Linked DNA regions of Mus musculus: region 2 is linked to region 1. A link is a loop called in an ENCODE intact Hi-C map of the cell type or tissue named here. Cell type or tissue: gastrocnemius. All regions are shown on one strand. Links, peaks and the distances in the headings refer to the core of each region. The heading gives the core; the rest is flanking DNA. Region 1 overlaps Ube2h (ubiquitin-conjugating enzyme E2H). Region 2 overlaps Ube2h (ubiquitin-conjugating enzyme E2H).

The links. A loop is a pair of places that touch in the nucleus more often than their neighbours do. Peaks named below come from ENCODE experiments on the same cell type or tissue, not always from the same donor. Only the 100,000 strongest peaks of a DNase experiment are listed, where the experiment ranks them.
Region 2: it touches region 1 in a loop (2.2-fold over the local background); 3 of 42 quality-filtered maps call a loop at or near these places.

What each region holds. Positions count from the first base shown.
Region 1 is chr6:30,297,546-30,302,922 of GRCm38, reverse strand. The region is part of intron 1 of Ube2h (ubiquitin-conjugating enzyme E2H); the gene reads left to right. Among named protein-coding and RNA genes, the nearest start is that of Ube2h, 4.3 kb to the left of the region's middle. In gastrocnemius, for the core only: no CTCF peak of the experiment used is centred there; a DNase peak (open chromatin) is centred at 2,377; H3K4me3 peaks cover 2,589 bases; H3K27ac peaks cover 4,241 bases.
Region 2 is chr6:30,239,566-30,244,942 of GRCm38, reverse strand. It overlaps Ube2h (ubiquitin-conjugating enzyme E2H), which reads left to right. Exons shown (of 7, transcript NM_009459.3): 4 at 2,366-2,405; 5 at 3,519-3,571. Among named protein-coding and RNA genes, the nearest start is that of Ube2h, 62 kb to the left of the region's middle. In gastrocnemius, for the core only: no CTCF peak of the experiment used is centred there; no DNase peak of the experiment used is centred there; H3K27ac peaks cover 1,729 bases.

The DNA.
Region 1 (5,377 bases), core at 320-5,319:
TGTCTCCTGTTTCTCTTTTCTGCCTCGCCCCCATCCCCCAACCATTTCCCCCGTTGCAGGATTTTGTTTATATAACTCAAGTTGTTTGTCTAGATTCTTCAGGTAATTCCTTCTCTTACTTGTTGCTGTTTTTTATTTTTTTATTTTTCCTAAACATCAGTGGTGGTTGTCAAAAACTCAGTTATGGAATTTGCTGAAGTTTTTAAAAGTAGTTTTTGCTTAGGATTTTAACTTGGGGGATGGGAGGAAAGTTGCCTAGGCAAGAGTTTTCTTTTTCATTTTCTTTCTTTTTTTTTTTTTTTTTGTGACATCTTTTCAAGAATAAGAAGGTATTTTTTCTCTTTGCCCAGGGGAGAGCTGGCTAGAAATTAAGAATAGTGGTTAGACTCGCAAGTTTTAGGGTTTGAAATCTAGAATTTGGGGGAAGGGCAGTAGTAGGAAGGACTAGAGTGAAGCCAGTAAGAAAGAGTATTACGCTAGATACACACCTAGGCAAATGTGACATCTACTCTTTTATGGGCTGTTTGTGGCTGTGATTGTTTTGTAAATGCATGAATGATACCGGAATGCTGGCTTTTCATACCGCAGGAAAACTTGTAACCATGGCTCTGTACATTCTACACAAAGCAGTTGGGGGGGTATTTTTGTTTAGAAACTAGGAAATGACATGGTGCTAGACTTAGGAGTTTTTTTTGTCTTGAATTGAGAGTTTGAGAGTTACCATCACACCTAATGCAAATTTCACCCTAATGTATAATTGGGATGGAGTGGGGGAGAGAATTCCAGCTGTTTTTGATCGATGTCAGATCCTCAAATTACGTTCATATATAGATTTCTGAAAGATTGAGGATAAAGAGTGAGGCCTAACTTGACCTGATGCCTTTTCCATACAGTGCCTTTTGTTCACGTAGTAGTTGTGGCATCTAGAATGATTACCGCATTTAGGAGTCCGGGTGTGTGGGGGGGTGACTAGTGGGGGGGGGCAGCGAGGGAGAGGGAAACAAAGAACAGCGGGGTGTCTCTCTTCCCCCTCTCCCTAAGTGGCTTATTTCATAGCTTATTTTTAGTAGAAGATGAAGAAAGGCAAAGATGCACTGGCTTCTGTTCTTTCCCCACCTCCCTTGCTGACAAAGAAAGCAGGGCTCTTTAAAACTGTAGATTTCTGAGATAAGAGGATAACAGTTTTGATTTGAAAGCTAGAGGCTATCTCTACTTCAAGTTTATTTTCTGGTTTAATGTAGTTTGGGAGTGAAAATTTTTCGGATTTCCTTTTGTGTGTGCATGTTTGTGTGTATTGTGGAGGTGAGAGATTTTATGGTCTCCTTTCTCAGTTGAATTCACATCAGTAGGCCCAAGTGGAGTTTACAATTTTGGGGAAAGGTATACTTAGTGAAAAATTTAAGAGTGAATTCTTCAGTCTGCTGGTAAGATGGGTACAATCACCTGTCAGTGCTGAGGATTAAAAATGAAAGATGGTGGTAAGGAAGTAGAAAGAAAAGGTCTGAAGGAATGTCTGGTACTTGTCGTCGTCCCTCCGTGGTTTCTTTGGTAGAGGCTGATAGCCAGTTTCATCAATGTCTCCTGTTTCAGCCCATTTTTGGCTGTCTTCTGGGCATAATTACACTACAAGGATTTATAGCTTGGCAGCAACCTATATGGTAGGAAAGTAGCGGTGTGGGGGTAGGGAGAGAAGAGGGTGTGTTACTAATTGGTCACTGCTTTCCTGCACCTTGCCAGACACGGTCTCTTTCAGAGCCAGTGGTATTTCTTTTGTGACGGGTTGGTAGGATAGCCGACTCCCAAGTTATGCAGGGAGTGAGTGTTTTGCACCAATGCACTTAATCTGCTGGGCGATTATACTCTGAAACTCTGACTCATTCATTGTTTCTCTTCTGATCCTCAGCTGAGGGTTGTGCAAACCTCCACAGGAGCCTAGAAACTGATTTACATGACTTTCGGGTGCTGCGGGATAAAAACCACTTGTCTTTAGCCTAGGTTCTGTAAAATGATCTTGGATAGTGCAGCCATTTGCTTGCCAGAGCCAGGTAGATTGCTAGCCTTGAGAGCCACACAGGACTAGCCACCTTTGAGGTTTCCATCGGCAACCACTGATTATTTAGATTGTCTGAGAACTGGGACTCTGGTGACCTTAAGCGTGATTTGCCCTAAAGGAATATTGGTTGAAGTTGTCCCTGGTGGAGGAACAAACAGCTCAGGTTACATGGGTTTCCTTGTTGGTGGGGGTGACTGTCTCGCCCTGTTGCACAGCTCTGGTGAGCCTTTTATCTGTGAACCAGTGCCCCTGCTGAAGGCTAGAGCTGCTTGTTTTGGAAAAGCGTATGCAGGCAAAAGGCCGCAGGCACAGCTCCTTGCAGCTCATTGGCTGCTCTGTTACTACCCGGAAAAGGAGGAGGGGTGGAGCTACCAAACAGCTGATGGGAGTGTGTGACAAGAGTGTGTTTACATACAAAGGAGGTGGGGGCTGGGGATGCCTTGAGCTGCTGACAGAACCAAGGGTATTTTCAAGGGGTAAAAAAAGGAAAACCTGTACTCAGACTCAAGAAATGTTCAAAAAATTAAACTAGAAAACTGAATCTTATCATAATGGGGACTTGGCACACCTCTCGTTGCTGTAATACTTGGAAATTTCGAATACTATGACTTTTCAAAGACTGTCTTTTCCAGGAGATCTCAGTAACAAAACAGGATATGACGTTTTAAATGTCCTTAAGTGACTTATAGTTAATAGTGACTTAAACCTGTAGTGGGAATGGACCCCCAGAGCTCTAAGCTTGCTAGAATTTAAAGAAAAGCTGGTGTTTGCTGTAAGGGCTTCAGAAATTTTCTGGAACAAGTTCAAACCTCTAAATATTTGTGCACCCTCTTTGTGTCAGGCACAGTGTGTCAATGTGGAGGGGTTAGTGAGAAGTTCAAAGTGGTGGACGTAGTACTTGTGGAATTAGTTTTTGTTTGTTTGTTTATCGAGACAGGGTTTCTCTGTGTTGCCCTGGCTGTCCTGGAACTCACTTTGTAGACCAGGCTGGGCTCGAACTCAGAAATCCATCTGCTTCTGCCTCTGCCTCCCAAGTGCTGGGATTAAAGGTGTGCACCACCACCGCCCGGAGTGGAATTAGTTTTTGAATTGTTTCTTTAAATCAGAATGTGGGATCAGCATTGTGTGTTACACCTTGCTTTTTTGAATACTTAGTATTTTCAAGATTGAATCCCCCCCCACACACACACCTTTTTGCCAGCTGTGGTGTCTCACACCTTTAGTATCATTAATTGGAAGGCAAAGGCAGATGGATCTCATGGCCTGGGCTACATAGAGACCCTGTCTCAAACAACAAAACCTGATTTTTTTTTTTTTAATGAAAGTTAAAAAGTAATTTTATGTGATGAGGATATATATGGGCATCCAAATGCCTTTATTTTTTATTTTTTTTTTTAAAACATTAAAACAAAAGCATTGAAATGTGAAACCATTTATCTCAGACTTTAGCTTTGGCGTGTTTGCTGTTAATCAGCAGTTATCCCTAAGTTATTCATTGTTTAATTTGTGTTCAAAGTGTAGGCAGTCTTTTAACCAGCCCCTGTCCATTGGCAACCTGTGGTTGACCCCTTATTTCCTGTGGCTTCTCTCTTGAGTTGGTGAGGTGAAAGAATAAGTTTATGGTCTCAAAGCTAAAACTTGAAAACTTGGCAACTCCCAGTGTTTTGAGTTTGTCTTCCCTGCATAGATTTTGGTGACACAGGGATGATTATAGCACTTATTTTGGTAAACCAAGAACCTCTGTGAGTTTTGCAGTGAAGTTGTAAAATATAAACAAGCTTACAAATTCAGCTTATATGAAGGAAAAATCTTGTGTAGGTGTAAGAGACCCTTTCTCTCTGGGTATGCAGTAAGGCGACCTGGTTTGTTAGTTTGGGTAGTGTTGTGACTTTCCCAGCACTCTGACTGGTATTTACACACACATGCAGTTGGGATCTCATTTTATGCTTCCAAGAACCATTGAATTTCTTTAGACATGTAATTCAGATCCTATAATGCTTACAGTGTAGTAGCTTTTTACCTGGAGACCTAGAGAATCTGTGTTTTAATGAAACACTTTAATGAAAGACATAGTAGGGTTTTGAAAGTATTATAATAAAGTAATTGGGGAAAATATAGGTTACAAAAAGGGAAAGAAAACAGCCACTCATAATCTTATCCTTTAAATAATAGTTTTCAAACTTGAGTGTGATCTTACTTGCTTGGAGGGTTTGTGAAAACTGGTTCTGGATCCCACCGTGGACTTCCTGTTTCAGGAGGTCTAGAGTGGGGTCTGGGAGTGAGAGACTGTGGAAGACGTCATCCTCAAACCCTAGCCTGTGGCTGTCTCTCCGAGGCATGTATTCTTGCCAGGAGTTCTTGTTTCCGACGTCATGACCATGTTCTATGTACCTGCTCTGTAACTGCTTTTCCCTGTTAAAAATACTGGAAATAAGCTGGGCAGTGGTGGCACACGCCTTTAATTCCAGCACTCGGGAGGCAGAGGCAGAGGCAGGCAGATTTCTGAGGCCAGCCTGGACTACAGAGTCAGTTCTAGGACAGCCAGGGCTACACAGAGAAACCCTTTCTCGAAAAAACAAACAAACAAATCATGGAAATAGGGCTGGAGAGATGACTCAGTGGGTAAGCATTGACAGGAGTTCAATTCCCAGCAACCACATGGTGGCACATAACCATCTGTCATGGGATCTGATGCCCTCTTCTGGTGTGTCTGAAGGCAGCAACAGTTTATATATATTTATATCCATCCATCCACCATCCACCCAGGGACAGAAATCAGACCAAAGGCTGAGAAGAAGGAAGAACTATAAATTGATAAAAGAAATTTTTGCCACCTAGGCAATGGAAGCAGGAAGATGAGGAGTTCAAGACTAAACTGAACTGTGTGAGATAGAGGCAGCAGAAGCTCTACTAGGAGTCCATCCTAAGCTATACAGCAAGATTATGTGTGAAAAGACCAAAGGCTATAGAGATGGCTTAGTGATTAAAAGCACTTGAAGCTTTTGTGGAGGTCTGGGATCTATTCTAAGTACCTACATGGTGTTTCACAGTCACCCATAACTCCCATTCCAGGAGATCTTAAAGTCTTGTTGATTTCAGTGTGTGTTGGGGCGGGGATGGAGTGGGGTAGTAGCATGTATGTAGCACGCGCGCGCACACACACACACACACACACACACACACACGCACAGCACACGCACACACACGCACACACATACACACGCAGATTTGTACATATAAAAAGTGTTTTTTGTTTTCCAAATGGTGGAAAGAGAGAACTCAAAAAAGCTATCTTTTGACCTACACACACATATACACAGAAAT
Region 2 (5,377 bases), core at 192-5,191, 58 kb after region 1:
TTACCACTGTTTCTGCTTCCTCTTCCTCCATGTTTCTGAACCTTGGAGTGGGGCCTTCGTGTTTGCTGTGATGTCCCATTAGGGCTAAGTGTTCAAGCAATACTCATCTGAGAGCATCAGTAACCTGTGGGTATATACAGACACTTAGGCAGCAGCTTGACAGCATCTCCGTTTAGGAAGACAGTACGAGGCTCTCCTTTTAAGACTTGCCACCACCTCAGCTGAGGGCCTTTACCAGGTTTATAGTATCATGCTTTGTTTGTTCATTTCAATATAACTTTAAATCTATCCAAACTGACATGTTGATCTAGTTTCATTGTGCCTGGCTGTGTAGGATTCCTAGTCCATGGCTGCTTTAGTTATTGAATTGGGGGGAGGGCGCTGGGGGTGTCTCACTTTTTAGTGCTAGCCGGCCTGGAGCCTCACTATGTAGACTAGACTGTCCCCAAACTGTCATAGAGATCATTCTGCCTCCTCCTCCCTAATGCTGGAATTGAAGATGTGCTCCAGCCGTGCCAGCTGTTAGAATCTTAACTTCCAGGATTCTCAGAGCTTATGCAGGCCATGCATATTGGTAGCGTTTTCCTAGGGTTACAGGGGATTTTTCTCCTTTTAAGACATGAACTTGGGCTGGAGAGAATGGCTCAGAGAGGTTAAGAACACTGTCTGCTATTCCAGAGGTCCTGAGTTCAACTCCCAGCAACCACATGGAGACTCGTAACCATCTATAGAGTGATCTGATGCCATCTTCTGGCATGCAGATTAGAGCACTCATATCCATAAAATAAGTACATAAATCTTAAAAAAAAAAAAAAAAGACATGAGCACTTTTATTAGCTTTTATTAATCTCAAGCGTCTTAATGAAAAAATAATATTTATGCAGTCGTTTGCATCACTGTGATTTATACATTATAGGACTTTTGCTGTAGTTAAAAGATAAAGCCGTAAACATAAAGACAAGAATGAAAGAGTGGGACTGTTTGGGGTGGCTAGAGTAAAGTCGAGTGCCTGTGCGTTTGTGTTCTTGTCCTGTTACCTAACAGAGAGATGTTTGTAAGGCTTTTAGAAGTCACTGGAGGCTGTGCTTTGAGTTGCCACATCATCTGTGTTTCTGTACCCTCTCCCTCTTCCCGCATGTGCTGTCTGTGTCCATACTTAGAACACATAGCAGTTCCTTCCTCCTGTCTCTTGGCCTGAGCTACAGTGACCGCCAGGAAGATGGCCCTTTCTCATTCCTGTGCCCTGACGACATGACTGCCAAGTGGGTGCTAACAGGCATATTTGGAAGGACAGGCAGACCCTGTGGGAAAGGGATGAGAAGGTGGAGTGGGGTCAGTGGTGGTAAGAATAGTTCAGAGAACTTGTCAATGGTATGTAACATAGTAGGGCTACAACTTAGTAGGGCTGCACAGTCCTCCTCAGCGAGCATCATGGGAAAACGGCATAGTGAGGAGCTCTGAGTGTTGTTCTGTTTATATACTGATAAAATCATTAACGTTAAGTTTAAAATGGATACATTTCTTACTGGAATTTAAGCAGAAGAATTTTTAAGTTTATACTTTCCTAGGAATATATTTTAAAAGTTAAATCTGACAGGTTGAACTATCTTAGATAATGTATTTTAATTCCCTTTCCTTATTTCTTAGTTGTCTCGATTTTAATTAAAATTGACTTCCTTTGAGTGAATAGATTCAAAGGAACAGCTTTGGTCACTGTTCTTGTGAAATTTTGTGGTTTGGAGGCAGTGCTCTAACTTCAGTAGCTCTGGTTCATGTTGTACTGTGTGGTCAAATGATACCCATAACTACACTGAGAACTTTTAAGTTAAGCACAGCTGTTGGAGTGTCGTTTCTTAGCTTTCATCATGGCACTAGTTATAAATCACTGTTAAATATTCTCTTGGCAAGCTCCTGCATAATTCAGAAGACAGTTGCTTATGAGATGATCTGATCTGGGTGGTGGTGTCACACATCTTTATTCCCAGCACTCAGGACGCTGAGGCAGTCGAATCTCTTGAATTCAAGGTCAGCCTGATCTACCCAACGAGTTCCAAGGCAACCAGGGCTACCTAGAGAAAACCCTGTCACAAAAAAGCAGAAAAGAAAAAAAGATTATCTGATACAAATAGCTGCATGGTCCCAAAGCTTCCTTGGTTGTTGTTATAGGGCTCTGTATTTTAGTTAGATGGAGTGAATACATATATAAAATCTCATATATTCTATAGGTAGCCAAAGATGTAGGTTTGAAAGTAACAATTTGAGGATCACCGCCTTTGCCAGTCCTACAGTGGTATCCAGTACTGACAAGTTAAGACTCGCTGTTCTCTGCATACTTTGTGCTGCTAATTAACATCTCTTTTTGCAGGATTCATGAATAAAATTTTCCATCCCAACATTGATGAAGCGTAAGTAACTATTTAAAAATGTTTGAATTTTAGCAGCAGCTGTTCTTGATTAATTAGAGGTCATCTCTTTCAGATATAAAAACTCTGTTATCTTTTGGGTTTTATGGGAGGCAGGACTATGTGAATGGTCACTTAAACTGTAGAATGCTAGGGCCGTGATCGTCTGAGCCATTGAGGGTCCAGTGCAGTTACTGATTGTGCTGCTCACGTATTTCCATTTCCATGACTGGACCTTTCATTTACTTTGGTATCCAGCTGAAATGTTCCGCATCTCAATTCTTACTATATAGACCCCAAAGACCTCTTTGTCAGCATGTGGGTTCACTGTTTTCAGCTCTGAATGTATTTCTTAGTTCTTGAGGGACAAATATGAATGACAATTTCATTTTAGCTAATGAATCTTAATTACCCATTTCTTAATGATTGTTTATAAGTAATGTCATCGCAGCCGGTCTTGCCCATCCTGTGCTGGTTATCTGGACTGGACTTTTTTCTTCATCCAGCTTTAGTTTGGCTGTCTCACAACCACACAGGAAAGTTTTGTGAACTTTGCATGAGCAGGTTACATGTCTGTATTGTGTTCCCTAATCTTTAGTACCTTGGTGTATCCATCCTGATGACGAATAACGTTCTCTTAAGTAACCACAGTAAAGTAGACTCAGGGATTTACCCAATCTGTAGAGCGGTAGTGTAAGATTCATATACTACCTTTAGTTGTCAAGTTTCCTTAAGTAACTTTAATCTTTGACATCTACAATATTTTTAAAAATATAGAATAGGTATTTTTCAAATTATTCTTTAAGTTTGTTTTCTTAGGAGACATGCATACACTTGACTGTCTAGTGAAATTCTGTGCTGGGGAATTACAAGGTCTACCTATCGGTCATCGCCTGGGTCAGGTGTGTTCTTCTTGGAACGCTGCTCACTCTTGTTCCTTGTTGGTTGTAAAGGAAACACAGCAGAGCTTGCCAATCCCTGGCCTTCTCCCCCCAGTTCACTCCCAGCCCATCTTAAAGGGTCTGTTACAAAGTAGTTTTGATAAAATTGGCTGCCAGAAACATGCAACTAGATTTCTAATTTTTAAAAAGTGCCATTTTTTTTCATCTGTTTCAGGTCAGGAACTGTGTGTCTAGATGTAATTAATCAAACTTGGACAGCTCTCTATGGTGAGTTTGGCCATGGAATATTATTTGGAGATTCTGAGACGACATTGCCTCAGAAGAATATTGCTTGGTGTTTCTTCAGTTGTGTGGTGTTGGGAATGGGAAAGAATTTTGAGGGGCTGAGTGGGAAGGTTTGGGAAGAAAACGGGGTGGGCAGTGGGGCTAGGGACATTGCTCAGTGGTTAAATGCACTGTCTACACAAGCGTGAGGACTAGAGTCTGCTCCCAGAACTCGTGAAAATCATGTGAGCGTGGGGCCTCTCAAGGCAGATCCAAGGAGTTCCCCTGTGCAAGCTGGCTAGGGAGACGAGCATATCAGGGGCCTCTGGTTCAATTGAGAGACCCCGCCTCAGTGAATAAAGTAGAAAGGGCACGTATGACATTATACAGACAACTGTGAAAATGGGTATAGAAAACAACTTTTTTTCACTCTGAAGTATATAAGCTTCAGTTTAGTAACGCAAATTTAAAATAAAGAATGAAGAAGAGCTGGAGAGATGGTTGATGAGCCACTGCTGCGTAGAACCCAAGCTCATGTTCTGCACCCATGTCGGGCTGCTAGCAACTGCCTATAGCTTCAGCTCTGAGGGGTCTGATGCCTCTGGCCTCGGGTACCTGCATTCATACCCACCTTTCACAGACAGACATAATTTTAAACATTTTTTAAATCTTTAAAACATAAAGATTCTGTGGGCCAGGCATGGTCATTTGAGTACTCAGAGAAGCCGAAGCAGGAAGAAGAGTGAGGGTGTTCATTTTTGGCTGCATGGGAAGACTGGCTGGGAGAGTCAGGGCAGAGAGGAGAAGTGGTCCACTTTGTGAGGTTCCGAACTAAACATACAGTTTAGTTCACGCACGCGCACACACACAAATGTTGGTGGTTTTTTCTTTAATGGGTGCATTCTGAAACTTGTATGCTGTAGTTTGAGAGAATCTTAGCAAGGTGCCTCTGAGATGAGGTGAGTAGGAAAGTAAGCAGGTGTTCCACGGATCGCTGAGCCATCCTTCAGTTCCAAAAGTGTGACTCATCCATTGTAACAGACCAACCGATCGATGACTTAGTTCTTCAGAGTACTGTGGTGAGTGTCACCTGCTAGGGGAACTGAAAACAATTAAAAGTCTACTGAAAGCGAACCAGTGATACTAAACAGAGTAAATGTTTCTACTTTTAGCCACAAGTCCGCTCCACAGACTCAATAGATATTCCCTCTCTGATGCTCTCACTCCATGCGCTTCTCCTGCAGTTTCTGCTGTTACTCACCTCTGAGTATGTTTTAGAGTTCTCTCATACACCCACTTTGACTTGGTATTATATTAATTTTTTGTTCTGCTAGATTGTTACCTACTGTAAGGACTGTTAAGTGTGTCCAATTTGTCTCTAGGTGGGCCTTCTAGCACAGTACCTCTCGCTAAAAGGAATTGCAAGAATGACTAAATAGATCATAGTTGCTGAAGGCACAAGGAAAGGAGGGAAGGTCACTCAAAGCTGGATTGTTCAGAAACGAGAAGAATCAGGCAGACGCAGAATGAGCTCTGAAGTTTGAGGACAGCCCGGTCAGAGAGACCCTGTCTCAAAATTAAAGACTTGGAGGAGAGTTGGAGAGAGGAATAGGAAGGAAGAAATGATGTAATTTCAAAAGACAAGTTTAAGAGGAAAAAAAGCTCATGAGAGAGAGCATAATACTCTTGGCCCTCCCGGAGCCTGAGCCACCTTTTGCAGACATCCCTGTGCTAGGTTTGCAGGGAGCTCACAGGATGGCTGCTCAGCAGCCGTGTGCAGCTCATCCCTTGTGCTCCTCACTGGACAGA